Regions from separate parts of the Homo sapiens genome. Here regions 2 and 3 are each linked to region 1. Evidence: chromatin contacts called from ENCODE Hi-C data. All regions are on one chromosome and are shown on one strand. Each heading gives the region's core, a stretch centred on a gene start or an enhancer-like site at or near the end of the contact. The rest is flanking DNA. Distances are from core to core; before and after follow the strand shown. Region 1 has its middle 74 kb from the start of FAM76B. Region 2 overlaps MAML2 (mastermind like transcriptional coactivator 2). Region 3 overlaps MAML2 (mastermind like transcriptional coactivator 2).

Region 1 (5,101 bases), core at 906-3,405:
TAGAACCATCAGCAAAATAGGAAAAACCACTGGACTACAGTCTGATGGAACTGGAATTGAATTTGGGTTCTCACCCATACTAGCTCTTTGTTTCAGACAGTTACTTAACCTCTCTGCTCCATTTCCTCATCTTCAAGGAAAGGGGGGACAATAAGAGCTAATTCCCAAGTTTAAACATTAAATAAGATGATTTATGTGATAAAGATATTAAATGTTTGTAAAATTTGAATAATATTGTGCCATTCATAACTATCTATGTTATTTTAGCAAACAAATATGTCAGATTCCACCCACTGTTTTTATTTTATTTCCCCTTATTTTCATTTATATCACCTTCCACTGGTTTGTACTAAAAGGATTTCCTGGACTGTATGTTTTTAATGTTTGTAGAAAGAAAGCTCTCAAAGGAAAGACTCTTTCCTCTATATCCAATGGAATCATTGGCACAAAATTTAGGAAGTTAAGAAGAAATAACATTCTTACAGTTATTTGATTCAACATGGAAATTTCTTTTAGGATGAACTTTTTGCTGATGTCATTGGCTCGGAGTAAAACTGCCAAATATAAAGATATGATTCCAGCATTAATAGAGCAAAACTGTGAAACTGTACCAACCAACCTGAATTGTATTCTCATTAGTGCTGTCAATTAATGAAGTTAGACAAACGATTTTCCCACATTACAATGTAGTCTACTCAAAAGCCTAAGGAATGCCACCTGCCCATCAAAAATGAATAAATGTGACGTAATTCCATTGTATAATACCACCATATAACTAGGTTCTGTAAGTCCACATACACACCTAGGGAGGTAGTCTTATTTACCTCTTTCAACTTTATATTCTGACTAATATGTATTAGAGTCAATATTGGTATGTTGATTCCATATGGCTTGTTGATTGGGGAATCAGATGAGAAGATTATTCTAATACTGAAATACTCCTTTTTCACCTAATGGTTTAATCACCTAATTAAAGTTTACTGTGTTCTTTGGGAATCCAAAGTGACCATTGGTGAACCTGACAAAAAAAATTCATCTTCTTAGAATTTTGTGATGTAATTAATATTTATTTTGGAACCCTCAGCACCCCAGAGAAGAGTTAGGTATAGAAAGAAACTCTAAAAAGCATATAAGTGCCCCAGAAGATTTTCCCCTTCCTCCCTGTCACATACCTCTTTGCCTCAACCCACTTAAATTCTGAGAAAAAAATCAATACAGTTAAATGAATGTAAGTATGGGTTTATCATTGTCTCTTTAAGTAGAATTATGTCCACGTTTTACAAGTTCCATTTCTTTAGGTGTCAAAAACTAGTTTTATTTAGCTGAGGTTGAGAATATTGGGCAGAGTCAAGGTGAGCATCTAGTGAAAAGCTTTGGAAACACTCCAGGTATAAAGCTGAAGACATTAATCACCAGAATAACAAATGAAATTGAACTGTTCTAGAATTGGGCTCCTTCACCTCATTTTCCACTTCTTCTTCCAGTGTGGTCATCAGGATTCAATCCTGGTCCTATGCTGTCCATAAGATAATACCAAAGGGAGCAGACACTCAACATTTACTTCTTTTTATCTCGACTCTAATCAAGAAAATATGACAATATTTCTGATATCTCTTCTCAAAAAACTTTTTTTTTACTCTAAGTTCTGGGATACATGTGCAGAATGTGCAGGTTTGTTACATAGGTATACATGTGCCATGGTGGTTTGCTGCACCTGTCAACGCATCATCTAGGTTTTAAGCCCCGTATGCATTAGGTATTTGTTCTAATGCTCTCCGTTCCCTTGCCCACTACTGCCTGACAGCCCCAGTGTGTGATGTTCCCCTCTCAGTGTCCATGTGTTCTCGTTTTTCAACTCTCACTTATGAGTGAGAAGATGCAGTGTTTGGTTTTCTGTTCCTGCGCTAGTTTGCTGAGAATACCTGAAAGCTTTGAAAAATCAGATTATCATTAAGAAATAATTCTTAAACTCAAAAATTTTGCCCAAAGAACTTCCTTCTCTGGAGACCTGAAAGAACAAATTAAATACTCATCATAAATATCCAAGTGCAAAACTACCAGTTTTGCATTTATAAAACTACCAGTTTGCACATGAGGAAACTAAGATTCAGGAAGTGTAAATGATTTACCCCGGCATGAAGCTAGTTAATAGAAGAGCAGGTTGCTCCTTACTCTTACTATCTTACTTTTTTGTTAATCATTTATACACAAATCCTGAGTACCTACCATATCCATGGCACTAAGGGCTGTGAAGGGAACAAATCCAAAACATTCATGGTTCCTCCTCCCAATATTATTATTAGATACTTTAAACATTACAATAATGATAACCACTATACATCAAATACTCATTACGGGGGAGAAACTGGGTCAATATCATGGTCGCAGACATTATTCTCTTGATATGAGTGTTAGTTTCTTCAGTTTACAGATGAAGAAAAGGAAACTGGTATGCAAAATGTCATATAATTGTCTCAAATCACACAGTTCATCAGAAGCAGAGGTCAAATTTGAACTTACATTTGCCTGATTCCAAGACCTTTGCTCTTAACTGTATCATAAGCTGATGTAGTTCTACAACTGAAACTTAACATTTACCTCCAGAGACAATGGAAGATACTTTAGCTAAAAGTAAAAGAAATTTTCAAAAATAAGGTTTATTAACGCTAGAATAATTTAACATAGGGAGCCTGTAGAACTTCATCACTGTAGGTGAGTTGAAAATGAGAGGATACTAAATTAGAGGTTTTATTTAAGAGTGGGTCTACCTAATTGCCTAGTAGGAAGTGAAAACAAATGATATTTCAAGCTTTCTTTTACCCTATGACTTTAAGGAAAAACAATAACAACCATAAAACACCACCACCTACGACAACAGTCTTCTGTGTTTTCCCATGCATTCAAATGAGCTAAAAAGTGATAAATGCATTGCAAGTAAAATAGCTATGCAGCACTCTTGGGAAATGTGGTTCCACGGAGATGCCACAGAGACTTTCATTGTAAAGCCTGGTACTGAAGTTTGGACAAAGGTGTGTTTGTGTGCAGTGACTAAGCTTGTGTGGGAGGGAGGCAACCACTGCAGATGGCTGAAAAATATGCTAATGTTGAAAGACCCATGTGATGGCTGGCATCCTGAAAGAGACACAGATGTTTCCTCCCAAGAAGAATTTTAGAACAAGTGGCTTGCTGACCTATTCAGGCTTGATTCCTTAACTGCATCTCAGGGTCATACACACGTCAGAACCACTGAGACAATTGTCCTCCTCACTTTGTACCCCAGGAAAGAGATAGAGCAGCTAATTAATCACAAGGCCTTTGCTGATAATACCTTTCATTTGAAATTTTTGTTGTTTTTGTTTTTAAGATGTTTTCATGTTCTCTGAGACTTGCTTTCAGAATGCTGCCTCTGTTCACATGCTGGGTCTCCTACAGTGCTCACATTGCTCCACTCTCTGTACGTTTTGTTTTTTTTCCCCATAAAAACCATCCCTCTTATATTCACTTTTTAAGTCTTTCTTTTCCCCACTAAACTATATGCTCATTTCATGGCAGGGAGCATGACTAACTTGTTAACCACAAAATCCCAAGAGCCCAACATAATGCAAGATACATAGAAGTCTCTCAAAAACATCTTTTCTCAGCACTCCTGAGAATACCTACAAGACATTCTCAGATATACTAGAGAGGCAGAGCGTAGATTGTCTTGTATTAGTCTACTTAAACAAGATTGTTCATTCCTTCATTTATTCAACAAAACTTCGGGGGTTTATATCATGTGTCAGGCACTGCTCTAAATGACCAGGATGCTGCAATAAAAAGAACAACAAAAAAAATTCCCATCCTTATGGGTTTAGGGTGTTAACATCAATATATTTTTAAAAGAAATTGAAAAAAACCCAGGTACTTCGACTACAAAAATCATTTTGTTTGCAGATTACCTAACACTGCTAACTCAAGTTCCTGGGTCTATAGAAGAAAAATAAAATTAAAAATTAAAAAACAGCCGGGCGCAGTGGCTCACGACTATAATCCTAGCACTTTGGAAGGCCAACACGGGCAGATTACCTGAGGTCAGGAGTTCGAGACCAGCCTGGTCAACATGGTGAAACCCTGTCTCTACTAAAAAAAAATACAAAAAAAAAAAATTAGCAAGGAGTGGTGGCACATGCTTGTAATCCCAGCTACTTGGGAGGCTGAGGCAGGAAAATCGCTTGAACCCAAGAGACAGAGGTTGCAGTGAGCCGAGATCATGCCACTGCACTCTAGCCTGGGCAACAGAGCGAGACTCTGTCTCAAAAAAATAAAAATAAATAAATAAATTAGTTAATTAATTAAAATTCAAAGACATTGCTAAGGATCTCACTAGTTTTCTTCTATCTTAATCAGGTAGGGATTGTCCCCATAAACAAGAAGAGTTCTAACCTGCAAAGCACAACTTAAAGAAATATAAATCTGCTGTAATGGATATGAAAGCTAACTGTGTACCACTCCATCCCCACCTTTCTGCTTCTGGCATTATAAGCTCTCCAATAGCTTTAGCATAAATTCACATGTCCTATTGTTTCTTGCCACCTCTCAGGGTTCTGAAGGAATAGGCACCAGGTTCTGATAAGAACAGAAACATCTGGAGTGTGGGAGTGTTCATCTAAAGAAAAAAAGTGAAAATAGCATGCATTGAACTGTTTGGTGTGCTAAGTAATGATTAGGGTTTTCACATACATTGTCTCATTTAATCTTTGCAATAAACAAACAACAAAGTACATCATATGCCCCCCTTTTATTTTCTACCAAAGAAGGAAATAGGGTAAGAGGTAGAGACGTACCTTTATGGATCTATAGAGAGATTTATGGCTTTTGTAATGGTCAGAGCACCTAAATCACTAATTAACTTCCTAGCAAATTTATAGGCTGACATAACAAGTGAATAAATGGTTTCACTAGATACTGAGGAATTTTATTGTTCATAACTTTGTGCCAAAAAAAAGAAATGGGAAACCATTAGATCAGAGAGAGTGGCCATCTACCTTCTATTCACCCAGGGAAGATTTTGTAGAAAAAATGGGAACTGGCTACAGTTGATACTATATAAAGAAATACTGAC
Region 2 (5,101 bases), core at 836-3,335, 340 kb after region 1:
TGGAAGAGATCTGAAAACAAGGAGGTCTTCTGTAGTGCCTTTATCTATAGAAACTTAAAATTAATTCATCCATCCATCTATCCAACCATCCATCCGTCCAATATTTATTTAGAATCTACAATGTGGTAAGAATTGTGGCAGATAAAACATATATTCAAGGTCCTTTCTCTCAATTAGTCCTCACATTCTATGGAAGGAAAAGAGGTATATATTGATCATTAGTAATACCAGTAATACTAATATCCAATATTTATTAAATACCAGATACTTTGTTAAACCCTTTACATTTAATCTTTAGTTTGACCCTTTCATTTAATCCTTAATAAGAATTCTGTGAAGTATGTATTATTCTACCTACTAATAATACTAATGTGTATTATTCTACACATTTTATAGACAATAAATTTGAGGCATGCAGAAGCTGCCTCAAGGTCACACCCCTAGCATGGCATCTGAGCTCAGGCAGTCTGATTCTAGATCTCATGCCCTCAACTAGTGTGTTATTTAGTGTGATGTGCAACTAAATAGAGGTTCACATCAAGGACTTCATTCAACAGTTTTCTATGCAGGGTCTTCTGCCTCCACTTTCCCATCTCCTCAAATGCCTGAAAGCCCACCAGTTAAAATTAATTTGCGTTAACAAGCAACCATTCAGGAGGCATCAGGAGAACCAGGGAGATAGGCAAAGAGCAGAAAAAGGGCAAACTTTACCTGGATTTAATTGTCTATCAGTTTTATGCCTCCCTGTCTCCAGAGATGGCTTAAACTACTCTCTGACCCAACTTGACCAGCTTCCTTGTCCAGTTCTGAAGGGCCTGGCTCACAATTAGGCAGAAGTGAGCATTGTGGCATTGTATGTCTTCAAGGATTCCGTTTAGAAACTAGACTATGAGATGAAATGAAACAATGCATGTAAAGTGACCACAACTGTACCTGTCATGTCTTAAACACTCTATAAGTCATAGCTATTATTATTCTTTCTTCCTGTATTGCTTGCAAAATGCTACAAACTATCAGAAAGTCAGACCTCTCAGTGGCTTTAGCACCTAGTATTATTTTCAGTCATATACATTCTTTGCATGTCTGTCAGGAACATATTTGTTAAGTGCTTGTTGGGTGAACCAAGGTAGTGACTACAGAAAGTACAGGGAGCCATATTAATCAATATCCATATGATACATTTAGGAACACATACTAGGAAATTTGAAAATGCATTAAGAACCCTTACCATGAGGCATCTACCACATGGAAATTGTCAGGTCTCCAGTTCTTACTCCCCAGAAAGGGGACTGTTTTGACTACAGAGAAAATTTGCTATTATTAATGCTTATCAAGCTAAGTTCATACAGAAATAAGTAAGAGAGTCAGGAGCCACTCTCCTCTTTGTCACACTCCTTGGACTTAACGACACCACTCTGCTTCTGCCCAGTTTTTAGTAAACATGGCCTTCACCATCAGCCAACCTTAGTTCCAAACACTTCTCAGGAGAAACCTTAATGATAGGCTGTGGTTCCTTTTTATCCACCAGAGCTGTCTTGTCTGATATCACATTGATGCCCTGTGTCAATGCCATTTGGATCTTTCCTGTGTATAGAGTCTTAGACCAATTTTCCATTTTGTGAGTTTCCTTCTGCTCCTAACAAAGAACAGAGAAATGCTCTCCACATTCTGCTTCCAGAGCTGCTCAAGTCTCTCTGAAGATTCAGTACCTAGTCTAGGTTTCTTTTGCTGGGGGTTAGATTCTGAAACATTGAGTTCCCTGGCTTCTTTGCCTAGAATGAAGCCTAGAGCCAGAAACGATCTAAGGCAAAGATCTCAGAAGAAGGTCCCACCTCAGGTGATGAGCCTTGCCTGGCCTGAAGTCTAGGGTGAGACTTAAGTGCTGGACTGTCAGCATAGCTTACATTTCACAGAACAAACCAGAACTCCATTCAGCACTCCACTTACTTCATCTGGCAAACATTATGAAGCAGGTACTGTACTAAGTTTGGGGAACAGAAAGTTGGCAAAGACAAGGTGTCTTCCCTTGAGAAATTCAAAGTCATTAATTGTTCATGTAACACAGAATACATTCATGAGTTCATTTTTTTAGAAAAAGGAATATTGATTCTCAAACTCTCATAGAGAAATGTTCACTACTTCCTCTAGCCTGGAGTCCTAAAATGTCTGACTCAATGAAGAAAAATGCCAACTGCCACTAGAGCCTACTCAAATGAAAACTCTGTAGCAGAATGATCTTGATTATCTCAGAAATCCCTGACAGAAATGGAAGCAATATAAATAAACACAAAAGAAAATAGAGGTACTGTAACACAACTATAAATTGCTCTTCTCCCCGACTTTCTTCCAATCATCCAGGGCAAAAGAAGGAAGTTGGTCTTTGTGGCAGAGAATAGACCAGCAGCTGTTCTCTATCCTGCCAAGAGGGGAGAGACTTATTATAAACAATAGCCAACAATATGTCCTTTGGGACGGGAAACTCAGCCAATTTGGAGGGGGCCAGTCTGGAAGAGAGAAGGAGGGTTAATGGGATGGGGGGGTGACCAACATAACAGAGGATGAATTAGGAGAAAACACTATCAAATTTTCCTGTGTACTTATGTTTCTATTACCTCATTAGGGTGATTACATAATGTGACTCCATTTATAAACTAAGAGGGAAGGAAGGGGCGACATTCTCCTTAGCGGTGGCTGATGTGAGACATTAACATACCAATAAGTCATGTGGGCAAACAGTTAACATGTTTGGGAACATCTTTCCTTTCTCTCTTCATCTGTTTGGTATTTTGTCTGCTCCTTCCCTCCTTTCAGCCATATATGTGTATCTGTGACTCAGAAATGGAAATGGAGCTGACAACTTGGGTGCCGCCATTTTGAGAGCTCTTCATGTAAGAAATATATGGAGTTTGTTTTACTGTTTTATATTCCATTGGGAGAAAAAAAAATGAACAATCTTACTTACATGTATTACTATGCATGGGTCCCTTGCCCATTCCTCTCTGCAAAATCCCCAGAGGAGTTCTTAGCCAGGTGCAGATTGGAATTTTAAAGGTTCTTATTTCTTAGGACATTTTTCTACATGTGGAGAAATGCCATTCTTTTCACAGACTAACTTGTCAGTGTCCTGATTCTAAGTAGTAACTCTAGACGGGGATATTTTAGGGGAATGCTGTTTATGGATATACTATTAATTTGTGCCTTAACTTTTTAAATAGCTCACTAGGACAGTAAAATTCACTGAGTGATATTTAACAAATGAGGAAAATGGGTTTCAAAAATGTGAAACAACCTGTTCTGATAGTTAGAGAAGGAGGCCAGACTGCGATCCTGTAACAACAGCAGTTATACAGAACATGACTGTAATAAACAATTTCTAAGGGAGGTTGGACAGTTTAAGGAGGGGTTCCTTTATCCATGGGTTCTTCCAATGAGGGAGCAGTGTGGGAGTGTGACGGTGTTAAGTAGGACCAATTCTATTTAAAAGGGTCCCTCAGAGAGAGAGAAAAAAAGAATTAACTATTTAGCCTGTATTTGTCTTACATATGGTTTTAATTTGATATACTTACCCTTTGTTCCCATATAACCATATTAACCCTTCCCCATTTTGTTATATTACTTCTGGTTTTAATTTTGGGGGCTTCCAAAGGCATTTTTGCAGTTATCATTTCTCAGAAGATGTGCACTGATTCTGTTTGTTCTTATGATGGCAAACTAAATAAAGAGTTTGAGGATCTGCATTACACATGAACAGGAAGGGATTTCTTTATTCAGATTAGAAAAAAATAAATTTTAAATATTTCTATTGTAGACAGTATAGTAGGGAGATTTCACTCTACCTGGGGCCTGGGAAGTAGTATTTACTTAAATTAGCAATCAGTCCATTCATTTAGATCTACTGTTCCATATGTTTTCTGTTCACATTATTTTGGTTACAGTATCTTAGCTATCCAGCAGATGGCATCTGCTTCAAAACTCTCCTAACTTCCATTTACATTTCAGGACAAACAGGATACTGATACATTGAAACCTCCCTTAATTGACTTCTACATTTAGTACCTAGAAAAGGTTGCTGGAAATATAATTAAGGGTAGACCATTCATTCCCTTTTTCTTGGTAAGAGTCATACTTCTCTCTTGCCATGCCCATGGCACTACCATGGACGCCTAAGAAAACCTCAATAATTTGAAAGGAAACATAATCAGAATTAAACCCACAAGCTCTCTTTAAAAATCTATTACTTTAATTGCTTTCAGCACTACACAAGAGCTTAGTATTAATGGCAGATTTAGACAAGCAAAGCTAATCTCAAACCTCCTCTAAGAGAGGAAAGAGGCAGGGGGGAAAAAAAAGAGCCAGCTACTCCAAGAAGTGAGGGTAAATGAATACACAAAGCTTTATGCATAGTTACCATACAGAGCCTTTTCTCTCTATACTTTGTATGAAAAGATGGGTGTGATTGAATGACTTCTAACGTTTAATGACACCTTTGCTCCAGTGCTTTGTAAAGCTCACACATGAATACACTGATCCATTTCCAGATGATCCTGGGGCCCCCATCCTTTTGTGTCAAGCACAAAGAAAAAGGAGAGAGAGGGAGAGACAGAGACAAAGAAACAGCCCATGTAACCAAGCGCCGAACATGATTTGAACAACCAACTTAGTAAACATCAATCTTAGGCTGTGTTATGTGAAATGGAGTCATACTCCAAAAGAAATGTTGGCTACATTTAAAAGATCACTTTGTCTAAAGAAAATGCCAAGTTGAATTTTCATGTACTAAGTCATCTTTCTACAAGAAGCTGACAAGACAAAAGCAACAAAGTGAAAAGGTAAAAAATGGCTCATTTGAAAAAAAGTAATAGCATTATAACCTTTTTTTTAAAAGGGTCTGGTTTCCTTGTTTTATATTATTTGTCAGGGATCAATGTGGCCATGACAAAAGCAATGGGTTAGAAATCAAAAGACTTGTGTGACTTGCTGTGTTACTTTGTGAATCACTTCACCTCCCTGGAAGGCGGTTTTCATCTATGTAATATAAAGGATGGAACCAAATTACTTTTGGGTTCACCTTCAGCTCATGTTTGTTCTAACAGGGCATCCC
Region 3 (5,101 bases), core at 1,675-4,174, 300 kb after region 1:
CTTTACCTTGATCTGACAGCTGGGTTCATGGCTTTTCCCCAGATAATATGCCATTCATTCAAACACCCTACTATTGCTTTCTATACCAGGAAGGTGCTAATCTTTGAATTTAACTGGGTCCTGGTCATAAGATAAAGTGGAATGGTTTCTTTTTTATATATAGGGAAAGCACTAAAGATCTGAATAATTTAGTTTATTTCAGTAATTTAACTATATTTGTTATTTACAAAGAAATCAAGGAGAGACTATTGGTATGTGGTGAATAACTTCCAGTCAAATCTAACATTAGTAGAACCAACTGTGTACTTACTACTCTACTGCACTGCTCTTCAGAAGGTAGAAGAAAACAACGTAAGCATTGACATATATCTTCACTTCTTAGGGAAGCCAGGAAAAGCACAGTTATTTACCTGTAAACATTTGTTACAGTGAAGGAGGGCTGTACTGTTTCTATTTAAATGCAAATAATAATTCACAATGTTGTGTAGAGAGTGATTTATTTTGATACGTTTTCCCCCTAGCCCTAGGATTTTAGGTCAGCTACTAGAAATATTGCCCAAGGACATCTGTTCAAGAACCAATTTTACAAAAAGGTCATGTATTCCTTAATATAAGTATCTATGGTCAAGGATAAAAAACCAATCAGGCCTAACAGGATTTATAAGGCGTGGGTTATGAAAAGATGTTCCTTAGAGGGTTGCAGTTCTATGAACTGAATCAGGAACAATTTGGAGCTTCGGGAATGATCTACTTACTGCAAACTGTAATATGTCTTAAAAGACCAAACCAATTATAGTTATCATTATCATTATAAACCTTCTGCTTTCTATCTTAATTATATTACTCCATCATAACTTCAACAGATAGATACTGTGTTCAGAGAAAATTTACATTCTATATCCTAATTATATATGGATACATATTTAAACATAGAAGCAAGACTTTGAAAATTAAAGTGTTTACAAGTTATACACTGTGACTATTTCTAAGAAAACTGGATTACTATTTAGAGATTTATATAAAAAACTGATTTTCCTGTGTGGGAAGATTTAGAGCAAATCTACTAGAAGATACAGGGGCAGATTGGCCATTCCCCAGTCCCTTCCTACTTTTATATGTAGGGGACACTTAACAAGAGACAGGTCCTTGGGTTAGACAGAATCACTTCTGGGATCAAGTGGAACATTCATAGTTACCTGTAGACCAGGTAGGGGCATAGGATGCTGACAGAGGCTACATTTTAGATTTCTTGAGGTACAAACAGTCCCTACTCAACTTCCCTGATTACAATGTAGATGAGTTAAGAATAGTGGCGAATGAAAAAAGAGAGAACAATAGAGACACATAGTATTTTGAACCAAAAAGTTATATACAGATGTAAAACACAAGAAAAGTTGCTTCATGCAGACACATCAAAAAACTATAGCAGATTGCATTTGTTAGAAAGAGAGAGAAAGAGAGACAGAGAAATATTTTTGCCTGGGGATAGTAAGCATAATCTGAGAATATCACTAACAGTTTTAGTTGTTCTATATTAGTACTTTCATATAAGTATATATTTTAAAAGTAATTTCATGATGATGCAATTATGTTTAGAAGAAATTCAGAGTTTTATAAGGTCACTTTAATCCAGAAAAATATTCTTTAAAGTTTAAAAATACTGTTTTTTTCCTCCTTTAAAATGTTCCATTGATATTTTATTGCAGTAAAATATTCAAAAATGGTTATGCTTACTATTTCTCATCAGTCAGAATGGCTCTTATTAAAAAGTCAAAATATAATACATGTTGATGAGGTTGCAGAGAAAAGGGAATGCTTATGCACTGCTGGTGGGAATTGTAGTTCAGCCACTGTGGAAAGCAGTTTGGAGATTTCTCAAGGAACTAAAAATAGAACTACCATTTGACCCAGCAATTCTATTACTGAGTATCTACCTTAAAGGAAAATAAGTCATTCTACCAAAAAGCCACCTGCACTTATATGTTCATTGCAACACTGTTTACAAAAGCAAAGACATGGAACCAACCAAGGTATCTACCAATGTTGAATTAGTAAGAAAATATGGTACATATACACCATGAAATACTACATAGCCATAAAAAAGAATTAAATCACGTCCTTTTGTAGCAACATGGATGCAGCTGGAGGCCATTCTTGTAAGTGAATGAACACAGAAAGAAAAACCAAATACCATATGTTCTCACTTATAAGTGAGAGCTAAACATTGAGTACACATGGACATAAAGCTGGGAACAACAGACACTGGGGACTCCAAAAGGGGGAGGGTGGGAGAGAGGCTGGGGCAGACAAAGTACCCATTGGGTACTATGTTCACTATTTGGGTGACGGGATCAATAGAAGCCCAAACCTCATCATCATGCAATATAACCATGGAGCAAATCTGCACATGTACCCCTTGAATCTAAAAACAAGCAAACAAAAAAATGGTTATATAAAAGTCTGCAAGCTGTAATCAATGACAGAATAAATGGAATTTTTTTTCTTAGCCTTTAGGAAAATGCCAAGACATATTCCCACCTCTCACATGAGTTGGTGGTTTAAGAATTTGGTTTGCAAAACACAATTTAATATTTTATTTATAGAAGTCAAGAGAAATGGTAACAATTTAAAATTTTGATTCTTGAATATCTGTGCTTGTTAAAAAGAAAAGGTGTGTGGGTGTGTTGAAGGGTTTTTATTCCATTACTACCATAAAATCTACTTTTATTTACGTCTTTTAGAATCAAACTTTTAAAACATTTGCTAAAATTTCATAAATCTCATATGCCAAAATTCAGCTGAGCCAAACTCTTAGTTACCTGTTCTCCGTTTTTGAGCTGCAGTAGCATTTGGTAAACAGAATGCCCAGAACCTCCTCTGAAAGCACCACTAGCAGGCACTGTGAGAGCATTTTCATTCAAGTTCATTCGACTTGGGCAAAAAGAGAACAGCGGCTTACATCAACTGAGGATCAGTGAACACAATCTCATAGCAACAGACACCAAAACAGTCCCTCATTACAAGCCTTGTCCAACAATCAAGTCTTTAACGAGAACAAAGGTTGACAGTGATTAATCATTAAGCGGTTCCCTGTTCCTTGCTGCACGTGTTCACAGCAGCCTCCTACAGAGGCAGTCTGGCATATTTCCTGTCTCTGTGCTCCACTGTGCCATGTCTGAAGGGACGCCCAGGCAGCCTTCTCACTATTTTAATTTCAAATGCTACAAACATCTACAGAGTCTCTATGTGCACATGTCTTGACTTTTATTCTGAGCCTGGCAGACTCTGAATGGATATAGGGAGTATGAACATAATAAGCCGTTAACTCCACATCTGCTTACTAGATTATGTTCAAAGACAGTATAAGAAATTGATTAAACACTGTTTTCTAGAATAAACCTTTGAAATCTGTTTGTTTCCTTAAGCAACACAATGATAAGTTGCTATAATTTAGTTGTGCAGTGAACAGAAGATACCTTCACTACTGTTTCTACATAAAAATAGCTTCTGTGTTGTCAAAGCACCATGCTTTGACAAGCAACAAAAACATTTTCAGAAACCTCTTTCAAATAATTCTGTTTCACAAGGCAACAGAATTATAAAGTCAACTAATGCTGCCACCATTTTATTCAATGTTCCCTTTTCCTGTGTCTTTTTTATGACCTGTCTGGGCATTATCTATCTTAGTTGGTCATGCAATAGCATATGTATTCACCTTAACAGACTAACTTGGAGGGTTTTTATTTTCTCTCTTTCAACATGTACATTTCACTGATGACCATGTTGCCTGTAAACTGCTAGGAGCTCAGGTGAAAAGAGAGAGTTATGAGATACAGATTTCTGAGAGGTGAGGGGCAAGGGTTAATTGAAATTTTTAAAATGATCAAGGGAAGTAGGTTATGTATCAACAAACATATTGTTTTTCCAATAACAAATGTCACATTTAAGAACAACAAAATGAGATAACCCTAAGCATTCTTTGTATCTATTCACTTCTCTCTTCAAAGTAATCAGAATTAAGTAATGTGAGGTCTCCAGTAGCTCATGTAGTAGATTATAACTAGTCCATCTACAATATAAAAGCTAAAGTATAAAATCCAACCACAAAGTGATACAGGACTGCTAGGAAGGGAAGAGTGTGGTCCCTTTAAATGACATGGAATGGGGGAAGCAAAGTACTGGGTAGAGAAAGGCAGGTCCCTGGCAAGGGCTCCACTCCAACGACCTAGGTGAGGACAGGCACTTCCTGCCCAAATGTTGCATTTCCCAAGACCACCTGGGCCTGCCACAACCCCATCCTGGGCCTATAAAAACCCCAGACCCTAGCAGTAGACACAAAGGCAGCCAGACGTCGAGAGGAGCACACTGGCAGAGGAGCACACGCACAAGCACTGGCGCCTGCAGGCCGTCAGCAGGACACTGGCGGGACGAGGTGGGGCTGTTGGAGGAGAGCCAGGGCCACCGAGCAGCCCACCTCCAGGGAAAGAGCATCTTCCTTCTGGTTCCTCCATCTGCTGAGAGCTACTTCCACTAAATAAAACTTTGCATTCTTTCTTCAAGCCCACGTGTGATCTGATTCTTCCTGTACACCAAGGCAGGAACCCAGGATACAGAAAGCCCTCTGTCCTTGTGATAAGGAAGGGGATCTAATTGAGCTGGTTAACACAAGCCACCTATAGACAGCAAACTAAGAGAGCACGCTGTAACACATGCCCACTGGGGCTTCAGGAGCCGTAAACATTCACCCCTAGACATGGCCGTGGGGTCGCAGCCCCACAGCCTGCCTGTATGTATGCTCCCTTAGAGGTTTGATCAGCGGGGCACTGATGAAGCGAGCCACTTCCCCATCTCACACCCTGCGAGGGGGACAAGGGAATCTTTCTTGTCTCAAAAGTATAAAATATGCAATTCTCCCAGTATACTCAGCATTTTAGTATACAGCTGCAGTTTCTTTAAACTGAGTATATTCACTGAGGAATGGGAAATGACAATGCCACTCTACGAACAAAAAGACTACCTTATTATTGGTAACTAGGCTCTCCACAGGGATCCTTGCGACAGGGATGACACAGTGGTTGTTGACTCACATTAATATCAAAGC

What was found. Hi-C counts contacts between places; a loop is a spot of excess contacts on that map. Pooled maps may share reads with other maps.
Region 2: a pooled map shows a loop between it and region 1 (11-fold over the local background). The contact joins two enhancer-like sites. A Hi-C loop is called at or near these places in 2 of 37 single-sample maps with no recorded cell type and 2 of 50 pooled maps.
Region 3: a pooled map shows a loop between it and region 1 (6-fold over the local background). The contact joins two enhancer-like sites. A Hi-C loop is called at or near these places in 3 of 37 single-sample maps with no recorded cell type and 2 of 50 pooled maps.

The regions. Positions count from the first base shown.
Region 1 is chr11:95,712,893-95,717,993 of GRCh38, forward strand. No RefSeq gene overlaps it. Among named protein-coding and RNA genes, the nearest start is that of FAM76B, 74 kb to the right of the region's middle. Within about 2 kb of position 2,156, at least 6 of the 41 ENCODE cell types and tissues checked have a DNase peak (open chromatin) inside an H3K27ac peak, as active enhancers do.
Region 2 is chr11:96,051,091-96,056,191 of GRCh38, forward strand. All of the region lies in intron 2 of MAML2 (mastermind like transcriptional coactivator 2), which reads right to left. Among named protein-coding and RNA genes, the nearest start is that of MTMR2, 130 kb to the left of the region's middle. Within about 2 kb of position 2,086, at least 2 of the 41 ENCODE cell types and tissues checked have a DNase peak (open chromatin) inside an H3K27ac peak, as active enhancers do.
Region 3 is chr11:96,009,292-96,014,392 of GRCh38, forward strand. All of the region lies in intron 2 of MAML2 (mastermind like transcriptional coactivator 2), which reads right to left. Among named protein-coding and RNA genes, the nearest start is that of MTMR2, 88 kb to the left of the region's middle. RefSeq lists an enhancer at 2,746-3,349. Within about 2 kb of position 2,925, at least 17 of the 41 ENCODE cell types and tissues checked have a DNase peak (open chromatin) inside an H3K27ac peak, as active enhancers do.